Linked DNA regions of Homo sapiens: region 1 is linked to region 2. A link is a loop called in an ENCODE intact Hi-C map of the cell type or tissue named here. Cell type or tissue: PC-3. All regions are shown on one strand. Links, peaks and the distances in the headings refer to the core of each region. The heading gives the core; the rest is flanking DNA.

Region 1 (5,283 bases), core at 651-4,650, 76 kb after region 2:
CCCATGCCAGCCTGCACAAGGACAGTGGGGTGGGGACTGTAGCCCAATAACAGTTGTTCACTTTGAATGATTCTTTTCAGGTTTGTGTTACATACATTTTTTGATATTTGTAACTTCCTTATCTTTCTCCAAATCATTGGGGGAAAAGGTGAAAAGAAGGTCAGGTTTGCGGATATAGCCCTTGCCATAGTCCTAGAAACTTCATTCCAGGATTATCCTTTGGTGCTGAAACCTAAAAATCTACCTGATCATATTTCTGCTCAGAGCATCTCTCCATCTTCTCCATAGAATCTCTCTCTCTTTGTTGTTTTTGAGAATTGCAATGATACTGTTCATTTTCAGTTTCATAGCACCACTTAGGTTCTCTAGGATTCCTTCCAGATCATCCACAGAAGTTCAATGTTGTCAATTTCAAGGTCTCTCAGTCCCTGGGGATTATGTCAGGAGACTTGGATGGATTTAGAGCACTTATATCAGGGATCCCAAACTCAGATGTCTATAGGACCCAAGCATGGGTGGTGGGTGGGAGGGAGACAGTGAGGAACTGGTGACACCCATTGAAAGTTAGCGGCACCCATCCGATTTTGCCATCCAGGAAGAAGTGCCCAACATTGCCAAATTGCCTAACTTTGCAAGAAACACCAGAAATGCCAGGGTTCTTTTGTTTTTGTTTTAAAAGAAGAAACATGTGGATTTTAAAATATTTGGTTTCCACTTTAAACTTGCAATTCCATGCAGGTCCCACAAAACTCATCACAAGGATGCATCCTGAGAGCAGCTGCTTTGGAGGAAGGTTCTCCCTGACCTGCTCGTTCTTCCATGGGATTCATCTTCCCCACACCATGGTGCTGGAATGTTCTGCTTGACTTACGGCGAAAGAGTTGTCTTATTTGTTGTTGTTGTTGTTGTCATCTGGTTTTTGTGTGTGTGTCATTTTCGCCATCTGTCCTGATTGCCCTACAGGCCACAAGCCACAGACCTGCTTCATCCTTGTTCTTCTCTCCTAGCTCTTTTTGTTGCCTTAGGAGTTTCTGTAACCCCAGTACACATCAGGCCTTAGTCTTCCTAGTGCTATTGTCATAAACTCACATGCCTCTCCTATTCCCCAGAGAATATGATGCCATTTCTCTCCGTTTTATTCATGTGCTATTTAAATCTGAGCTCACCAGAGAGTTCCTTGGGCTGCCTTGCTGTTTTATTTTATTGTGTGCCCTGTCCCTGACCTTTTAAGTAATTCTGACTCAAGCACAAGCCCGCCAGGAGCCAGTAGGTGACGGCATTCGAGGCAACAGCTCAGGCCCAGCCCCTCCACCCACCTCCCTTCCGTTCTAAAACTGGCTGCTTCTTGGCTCTATTTCCACCTGAACTCTGAACTCTTATCACCTAGACCCTGGTGCGTATGTCGGGCTCCTTCAACTTACCCATCCTTCCCTATTTGAAAGCGGGCTGTCTCTGATAGACTTGGTCTTGGCTCATTCCTTTAGTGTCTGATGTGTTTGGAAGTAACTTCATACGGTCTTCCTGTTCCCAGAAGACATCAAATCCTGACCCACTCCAAGTTCCACCTGTAAGACAAGTCTCATCTCTTCCTTCTCTGCTCTGCCTGCACAGAGGAGCTAGTGGACTCATCTTATATAACCTCTCCTTTGCCTTCTTCACAGGGAACATAAGAATGAACCCCTTAGCGAGCACTTCTCAAGTGCCAAGCACATGCCTAAGTACTTTACCTGGATTGCCTCACTCAATCCCAAGCTCAGCCCTACGAGAGAAGAACCCTCACTTCTCCATTATGGGTAAGGAAATGGAGTCCCAGAGAAATGCAGTAACTTGTCTGAGGTCACACAGAGAGGACCCCGCTGAACTGAAATTTGAACCTAACTCTTGGCTCCTGTGCCATTTTTCTCTCACTGACAAAAGCTGGCTGTGGAGGCAAAGTACAACCAACCAGCCAAGAGACCAACCTAGATGCTTGGACACCAGGCTCTTGGCCCTAAAATGAACTCCAGACTCTTGCATGTGCACACACACAGGCACACACACGTACTTCTTAGAATGTCAAAGGAGCCAGGAAGAATTCTCCATATTGGAGCCCTTGAGAAACAGCTCAGGAAAGAAGGCACCGATGGCAATGAAGTCTGATTTTCAGTATGAACTCATTCTATAAACATTGACTAAGCGTCAGTGACACGTCCGGCTTTGAGCCGACAATGGGAACAAAGCAGTCAAAAGAGACACTCAGGCCTTGCCTTCATGGAACTGTCTTCCCCGTGCACTGAATGAGCTGTTGGGAAATTTTCTTCACACGCACTCACTCACATCCGCTGCACATACTCCATTCAGAGAGACCGCCTCTGGTCACAGACATCGAGGCAGAGGGAGACCACTTTAGTTCTTATTCCAACTGGATCCCTACCAAGTAGCTCCATTTTCATGGTTCTTTTTAATGATGTCCAAGAATCTTATAACCCACAGTGAGGTTATGTTTTTATAGTCTTTTATGGTCTTACTTCTATGATATCACCACATTCAATTTTGCAGTTTCTTTCTTTTAAACGTGTGCTCGGGGATCTCTGGCAGGCCTTCTATTTCTTTCATTTATTCCCAACCCTGGTCCATGAGCATACATTGAATTGTTAGTTTCCTGATACCTCATTCATATGATGATTACTTTTACAGTTTTCCAGTAAATAGCTCCTGTTACTTTTGCCCGGGTTCTGCTTCCTGCTGTCATACAGACCATTTAGCACAGGTATGGGGCTTGTATAACCTGCACCTACTTGGTTGCAATGAGCTTGGCTGCAGTTAGACTTGAGGTCTTTCCATCTGCAGCTGGACGGGCTAATAGGGCAGGTTGGGGATGGTAGCCTCTCTCTTCTCAGGACATTCATTTATTTCATTCATTCAATTTTTGTTTGCTGACTATGTGCCAGGACTACTGGGGATACAGCACTAAAAGTAGACAAAAGGTCAAATATTCCTACCCTCATGGAGTTTATTTTCAAGGCAGAAGAAATCACAGAAACAAAATGAGCAAGAGATATATGAGTAATATATAGAGTGTGTTAGCTCTATACAGTTGATGATTCCAGGTTAGCTGAGGATAAGTGCCATGATAAAAAAAAATAATAAAGCAGAAAATGGCGAGGGAGGGCTACTGAGAAGGTGGCATCTGAGTGGAGACCAGGGCAGGAAGGGGGTGACCATGCCATCATCCATGTGGGAAGTTAGAGGATGAGGAAAGAGTACATGTAGAGGCCAAGTTGTGGGCACCTACCTGGCATATGCAGGCATAGCAATGCAGAGAGGGATAGGAGATGGAGTCAGAGAGATCAAGGGGTGTAAGATCAAGGAGAGACTTACGAGCCATTGTAAAGACTTTGGTTTCCACTCAGGATAAAGGGAAATCATCAGAGAGTTTTTAGTGGACAAGGGACATGCTACACATAACAGGCCCACTCAGGTTGCTGTGCAGAGAACAGCCTAGATAGACATGAACAAGGGTGGGAGGGAGCCAGCACTCTTACCCCATCTGTGGGTTCCTTCTGTGCCTTCTGCCACAGACACCTGGAAACTGGCACATGTGATGGAGTCCCACCCACCAGGGGGTCTCTCCTGTCAATCACTGCTGGGATTTCTAGGCCAACTCCCTTCTCTTTCTCTGAGCTTGAACCTCCTGGTGCTGGACAGACCTGTCCCTAAGCAAAGCTGTGACCAGGGTCTATGGTTCACCACAGGTACGTGTCCTTAGATGGGATGGAGGGAATTTGAACATGTATCTTGTGCCAGCTTCAGCACATTCCAGGCACCTGACATATGCCATCTGATTTAATCTTCACAAAAACCTATAAAATAATCACCACAGAACAGTTGATGATTCAGGGTGGATTTTGGTATGCAAATTCCACCTCTTGACCGTCTTGTCCTCTTGGGGTCTCACTGGTCTGAAACAAGGCAAAGCGAATGATTAACTTGATCATAGAAGTTCGGCCTCCCTTGAAAGCCAATGGGACTTCACATATAAGTTTTCAGCTTAGACCTCAGGAGCTGATAGACTCAAGATGACCCATTTGGTCACAGGCTAGGCTAAGCCCTACCTCAGGGAGCTGGCCACAGGATAAAGATGAAGCCACTGATGAGTGGAAACTTGAACCCATTAAAAATGTGCCTGAAAGCATGGCAGCATGTCACTGTCATTCTTCCCTTACTTACAAGGCATGAGCAGACACAAGGAGAAGCACCTAGATTCACCTCTTGCTGGATTATTTGGGGTGAGGTAGGAGAGAACGAGGTCAGGTTGGAGGAACATGGCTGTGATGGCTTAAACTCCCACCCAGTCGAGGATAGCCTGGCCCTTCCCTTTGAGATGCTCAATTTTTGAGTGTATGTGGAGGGAGAAAGGGAGACTTCTATTGTTCCTACCCCCCATCCTTCAGGCAGCATTCACTGAAGGTCAGGACAACATGTGTCACCTGCTGGCTGATTCCTAGAGGTCTGGAGGGTCAGTCACAGCCCAATGAACTCTTCCAGCAATGGAGAGACGTTATCAGAGATCTCAGTTCTAGGCTCTGATCTCCCGCGCAGGGAAGAATGATCATGGATCATGACGGTGTGAGCATTCTGAATAAGCACTGGGAGGTGGGGCATCAGTTCACCCACAGGGTCTTGAGGTCACTGTTAAAGGCTAAATTGTGTCCCCCAAAATTCATATGTTGGAGTCCTAATCCCCAAGACCTCAGAATGTGATTGAATTATGGTAACATGAGGCCATTAGGGTGGGCCTTAACCCAATCTGACTGGTGTCCTCATAAAGAGAGAGGTTGGGACACAGACACACTCAGAAGGAAGACCATACGAGGACACAGACAGAAGGCAAGCCAAGGAGAGAGGCCTCAGGAGAAACCAATCCTGCCTGCACCTTGATCTTGGATTTCCAGCCTCCAGGACTGCAGGACAATACATTTCTGTGGTTGAAGTCCCCCAGCTGTGGTGCTTTGTTATGGCGACCAGAGCAAACAAACCCAGGCACCTTGATGCCAATGCTGGAGAATTTGGATTTCTGAGCAGCAGCCTGGCTCTAATGCCCCAAAAGAGATAAAATCTCATATCAACATGACTCAGCTATAGGGTTGTAATTGTGAGTGAATGGAGTTGTGAATATCTTTGCTCCAATTTTATTCCTGTGGCCTTGATTCTACTGCTTAATCCTATCAGCCCTGGTTTTCTCCTCTCAACCACCATGTCACACTCCGCTCCTCTCCACCACCGCAACTCCAGATTGTTCTC
Region 2 (5,283 bases), core at 376-4,375:
ACCTCAGAAGGATCACTATAGAACCAACAAGATGAACAATTTAATAATTCAGATACATTGCTACAGATGCATAGACTTGTGAACAGGGTCCCAGGAAGGAGGGTATGAAAACAAAGACATCCCAGAGGATGGAATCACAATTGTCTTGGGAGATTGTGAGACCATTTAGCTGCTTGTGTGTCCCTAATGGTGCATGGGAAAGAGTGGAATTGTAGCAACATTCAGGGCTGAAGGGTACCCGTAAGCAAGTTTCAAAATCAAGGATCTTTGATTATGTCATTAAGTCTCTGAATTAGCTAACTCTGAGGCCCTTTTATCTTCAGATCTCTTGTCATATAAGATAATAAATTCCTTATTGTTTAAACAAGTTGAGTTGAAGTTTTCTATTACAAATAGCTGAAAGAATCTAACCTTATTTGGGAAAGAAAAAAGAAACACAAATATAGAACTTCCTATCTAAGAAATGTCAATGCATAGGGACATATTTCCATATAACTTTTTGGTAAGTGCCAGAATTTTGGGACCAATTTGTGTGAAATGATTCACAGGTCCAGAGAACAATCAGGAAAAGGGAACTGGGGCTGGGAGCTAAGAGCAATGGTGTGATGGCAAGAGGCTTTTCAGACAAAGCTTGGAAGAGCTTGGTACAAATAAGTGCAAGGAAACATAGTTCTTGGATGCAAAACTGAAATGTGTGCATAAGGTGCCAAGAACACATGTTTTGCCACCAAGTTGTCTGACAGAGCCAAGAGGAGATGCTGGTGCTTGTTAGGAATAACGATGTATGTTCACCCTTGCTCTGTGCAGGGCCCTGCTGTGCATTTCACACTCGCCATCTCCATCAGCCCTCGAAACAAGGACAGGAAATGCTTGCTGCGATTGCCTCCGTTTTACTGACAGGAAAACTAAGCCTTCTAGAGTACACTTGGTCACTTGGCTAAGGAAGCATAGGTTGGTGGAGTTCTTAGGACTAGAACTCAGATGGTCTGAGCATGGATGCCACACTGTCACCTCCAGGAGATGGAACCGGATAAGTACCTACCTGGTCACCAATGCTGAGGTTGTTAGAAAACACTTAAGGCTGTTCCCATATCAAATATCCAAGTACCAGGCCCTCAGATGGGACCCAAGAAACAGGAAGCAAAAATTCTGATTCATAACACCAGAAAAATATTGAATATTTTGATGGGGGACCCCACACATAGATGAAAATGCCTCTTACTACGCATATTACCTGTATCAGAGCAAAAATGTGGACAAACCATCTCATTGGAATTCCTGGGGCAGTGTTTCTAGCATCTCTGGCAAGTAAGGAATCTTGAGAAAGTAATTTTACAGAACTGTTTGTTATCCATTTAAGATGGGAAGTATCATTTATCATCCCTTTCAGCATTCTGATTTTTTACTGCACATAATTAATATTTATGAGGACTCCTCGTCTGTTTTCTCTGGAGTTTAAGCATGTCAGTTGCAAATTCTCTCCCCATCAGGTTTTTGACTAACTTACTTTTGCTGTTGGTGATGGACTATTGTACATACATGACAAAATAAACAGAAGCCACACCTCCAGAAATGTAGTGAAAGAGTGCTATGTAGGTGGAAATTATTAGATAGATTAAACTAGGAGGAGACCTGTGGAATTATTCTGATAAAGATGCTATTACAGGTAAAACAAAGATCAACCAACCAAAGGAATTATCTGAAATAGTTGAGAACTTAACTTGCCAAGGGAATGAGACAAAATCACAGCAACAATGAGCTTGTTGTTTTAGGCCTCAGTTCAGCTTGGGAGTGTGGTCTGGTCTTATCTGGGAACGCCACACCTGATGAAGAGATGACACAGCAAACCCTTCCCTTGGCCTTCAGTTCGAAAGACAGAGAGAGAGAAGATGCTTTTAAATGCTATGCATAAGAGACCTGTGATGTTACTCAGTATGCTATTTCCACATAAAAGAGCAACGAACTTTCTATTTACCAATTTCTGACTCACTTCATCAAAGGGGCAAAAGTGGAGCAAATAAAACTGGAAAGTTGTTCTTGCCTGGTTTTCCTAACATCATATTTTCCAGTGATTCAATTCAATTCCCATGATATTGTGTCTTTGAGATTGTCCCCAGTGAAGCTCAGCATAAACACAGCTCTCAAAGTTGAGCCAAGAATGCCAGTGGAGAAACCTGCCTTTCTGATATGCGAGGCAGAAGAATCTGAATAGCGGAACATTACCTTTTAATTAGATTCAGACTCTTTTATTCATGTGCCATGCTGCGGTGAATATCAATTTCTAAGCTTTAAAATTCAAACAATAGTAAGTAGTCTACCAAAATAACACGTAACCTTTCGGGAATACCTCATTGTTTTCAGTGGACATTTTAACATCTGTGGACCCTGGTTTTGACCCTCAAGCTAATGCCACCATATAGGCAGCATAGTTATTATGATACCCGCATTACAGAGAAGGAGGCTGAGGGTCAAAAACACTAAGTAATTTTACAAATTCACACAGCAAATAAATAGCATAGCCAAGAACAGAATCCACATCTCTATTCTGGTATGTTTTCTTCTCTAAAGGACAAAGACACAGAAAAGTGTTATCAGAAATTCTAAAGCCAAAAAGAAACTGATGCTCAGAAATATATTTAGGATAGTTGGGTGGGATGTGTTTTCAGTTATGTTTAAAACAAGAAAAAGGAATAGGATGGGCAAGTTGATGGGCTGGGCTTGAAGGTGTGAATAAATGATGGAGAAGGAAGCTGTTCTGCCTCTCTTCCCTGCCCAACTTCTCAGTCAGTGACTCAGATTTTTAAACTGGGTATAAATAAAAAAAAGGGGAAATTCAAATCAAGTCCAGAGATAAAGGGAAGGTGAGCAAGTCATCTGGGCAGGGCACCTCTAAAAGATCCTTGAGCCTGTTGGTACAGCCTGAGGAACTGGAGGTACAAAATGATGTGTGGGATGAGAAGCTCTGGAATACACATTCTCAACACTAACAAAAAGAAAGGGGAAGGAACTTCTACACAGGGGCTTGGGATTGTAAAGTTCATCTGATCAAGATTCCAAAACTAATTTCCTAAGGATCGTTTATGTACTCAATAGACTCGAAATCCCTTGAGATTATTTTGTCTTCCTGGTGATGACCACAATGACTTACATATAACAGCACTCAAACATTTGCTGAGCTAACCTAAACGTAGAAAACAAGGTGGTGACCATTAGCAACCCCACGCAGCTTCACTAAGAAAGCGCAGAGAAGCCTCAGGACTTTTTGATACAATTCCTAGACTGGTAAATAGTCTGTATACTTGGATTCCAACAAGACTTTGGAACAAGGATATCATATCTCTATAGGCAAGGTTGGGAAGAATGGCTTGGGAAATGAGTCAGCTATATGGATTAAAAATGGGTTGAAAATGCATACTCCCAGGGTGAATAACTGAAAAACATAAACATGAATTCTCTAGGACCATGTCTTTAGCCCGGATTTTTTTTTCAACTTTTTATCCTTCACATTGATATGAACGTTGCAGATGATTTCTGCTCTAAATGGTGCACAAAGTTAGTTTTCAGAATTACTAGCATTTTTCATGGGATTATGTTACCTTGCTTAATTATACTCCACAACTCTTTTAAAAATATGTTGTTTTGTAAATTAAGACTTTATCTTTTAGAGCAGTTTTAGATTCACAGCAAAACTGAGCAGAAAATAGAATTCCCACACCTTCCTTCCCCCACCCAAACACAGACACCCCTGTCGTCAGCATCCCCTTGAGAATGGGACATTTGTAACAATGGATGCATCATTATCACTCAGAGTCCATAGTTTACATTGAGATTCACTCTCGATGTTGGAAATTCTATGATTTTAACAAAGTATAATGACATGTATCCACCACTGTAGTATCATACAGAATCATTCCACTCACCTGAAGTCCTGGGTGCTCTACCTATCTATCGTTTTACACCCCCAACTCCTGGCAACCCCTGATCCCTTTACCGACTCCATAGTTTGCCTTTTTCAGGATATCATTTGGTGGAATCATACAGCATTTGGCTTTTTTAGGTTGGTTCCTTTCACTTAGTCATATACATTTAAGTTTCCTCTGTCTTTTCATGGCTTGATGGTTCATTTCTTTTTAGTGCTGAATAATATTCCATTTTCTGAATGTAGCACAGTTTATTCACTCACTTATTAAAATAGATCTTGTTTACTTCCAAGGTTTGGCAGTTATGAATAAAGCTACTATAAACATCCACATGCAGATTTTTGTGTAGACCTAAGTTTTCAGTTCATTTGAGTAAATACCAAGGAACACAATTGCTGGATCTAATGGTTTTGTAAGAAACTGCCAAACTGTCTGCCAAAATGGCTGTACCCTTGTGCATTCCAGCACGCAATGAATGAGAATTCCTGTTGCTTCACATTTTTGCCAGCATTTTCTGTTGTCAGTGTTTGGGATTCAGTAGATGTGTAACGGTTTCTCATTATTTTTTTTGTGTGTGTGTTTCTTTGTCTGTTTGTTTGTTTTTTGAGACAGAGTCTCACTCTGTTACCCAGGCTGGAGTGCAGTGGTGCAATCTTGGCTCACTGAAACGTTCACCTCTCAGGTTCAAGCGATTCTTTTGACTCAGCCTCCCAGGTAGCTGAGATTACAGACATGTGCCACCACACCCAGCTAATTTTTGTATTTTTAGTACAGATAGGGTTTCACCATGTTGGTCAGGCTGGTCTTGATCTCTTGACCTCAGGTGGTCCGTCTGCCTCGGCCTCCCAAAGTGCTGGGATTACAGGTGTGAACCACCATGCCTGGCCTCATTATTGTTTTAATGTACAGTTCCCTAATGACATGTGATGTCAAGCATCTTTTCATGTGCTTATTGATCTTTAAAAAGAGAAAAAGATGAAGGACTTCTTTTATCAAATTTCAAGACTTAACTGTAGGATTCAAGATAGTGTGGCATTGATGTATTGACACATGTATAGACCAATGGAACCAAATACAGAATGCCTAGAAATAGAGCTTCACTTATATGGCCAATTGGGCTTTGACCATAAGGATAATCTTTACACAAAATGTTACTGGAACAATTGGATATCTGTATGATAATAAATTAACCTCAACATTTATTTCCACCACATTAAAAAAAAAAATACTGACCTTAAACCTAAATATAATAGCTAAGTTATAAAACTCCTAGAAGAAGTCTGGGCGTGGTGGCTCACGCCTGTAATCCCAGCACTTTGGGAGGCCGAGGCAGGCAGATCACGAGATCAGGTGCTCGAGACCA

Evidence for each region. Peaks named below come from ENCODE experiments on the same cell type or tissue, not always from the same donor. Only the 100,000 strongest peaks of a DNase experiment are listed, where the experiment ranks them.
Region 1: a loop joins it to region 2, with 2.0 times the contacts of the local background. A loop is called at or near these places in 1 of 110 quality-filtered maps.

Annotation. Positions count from the first base shown.
Region 1 is chr7:50,835,121-50,840,403 of GRCh38, reverse strand. No RefSeq gene overlaps it. Among named protein-coding and RNA genes, the nearest start is that of GRB10, 55 kb to the right of the region's middle. RefSeq lists an enhancer at 926-2,125. In PC-3, for the core only: no CTCF peak of the experiment used is centred there; DNase peaks (open chromatin) are centred at 1,213 and 2,223; H3K27ac peaks cover 3,333 bases.
Region 2 is chr7:50,911,248-50,916,530 of GRCh38, reverse strand. No RefSeq gene overlaps it. Among named protein-coding and RNA genes, the nearest start is that of GRB10, 130 kb to the right of the region's middle. RefSeq lists a silencer at 1,722-1,922. In PC-3, for the core only: no CTCF peak of the experiment used is centred there; a DNase peak (open chromatin) is centred at 1,900; H3K27ac peaks cover 2,244 bases.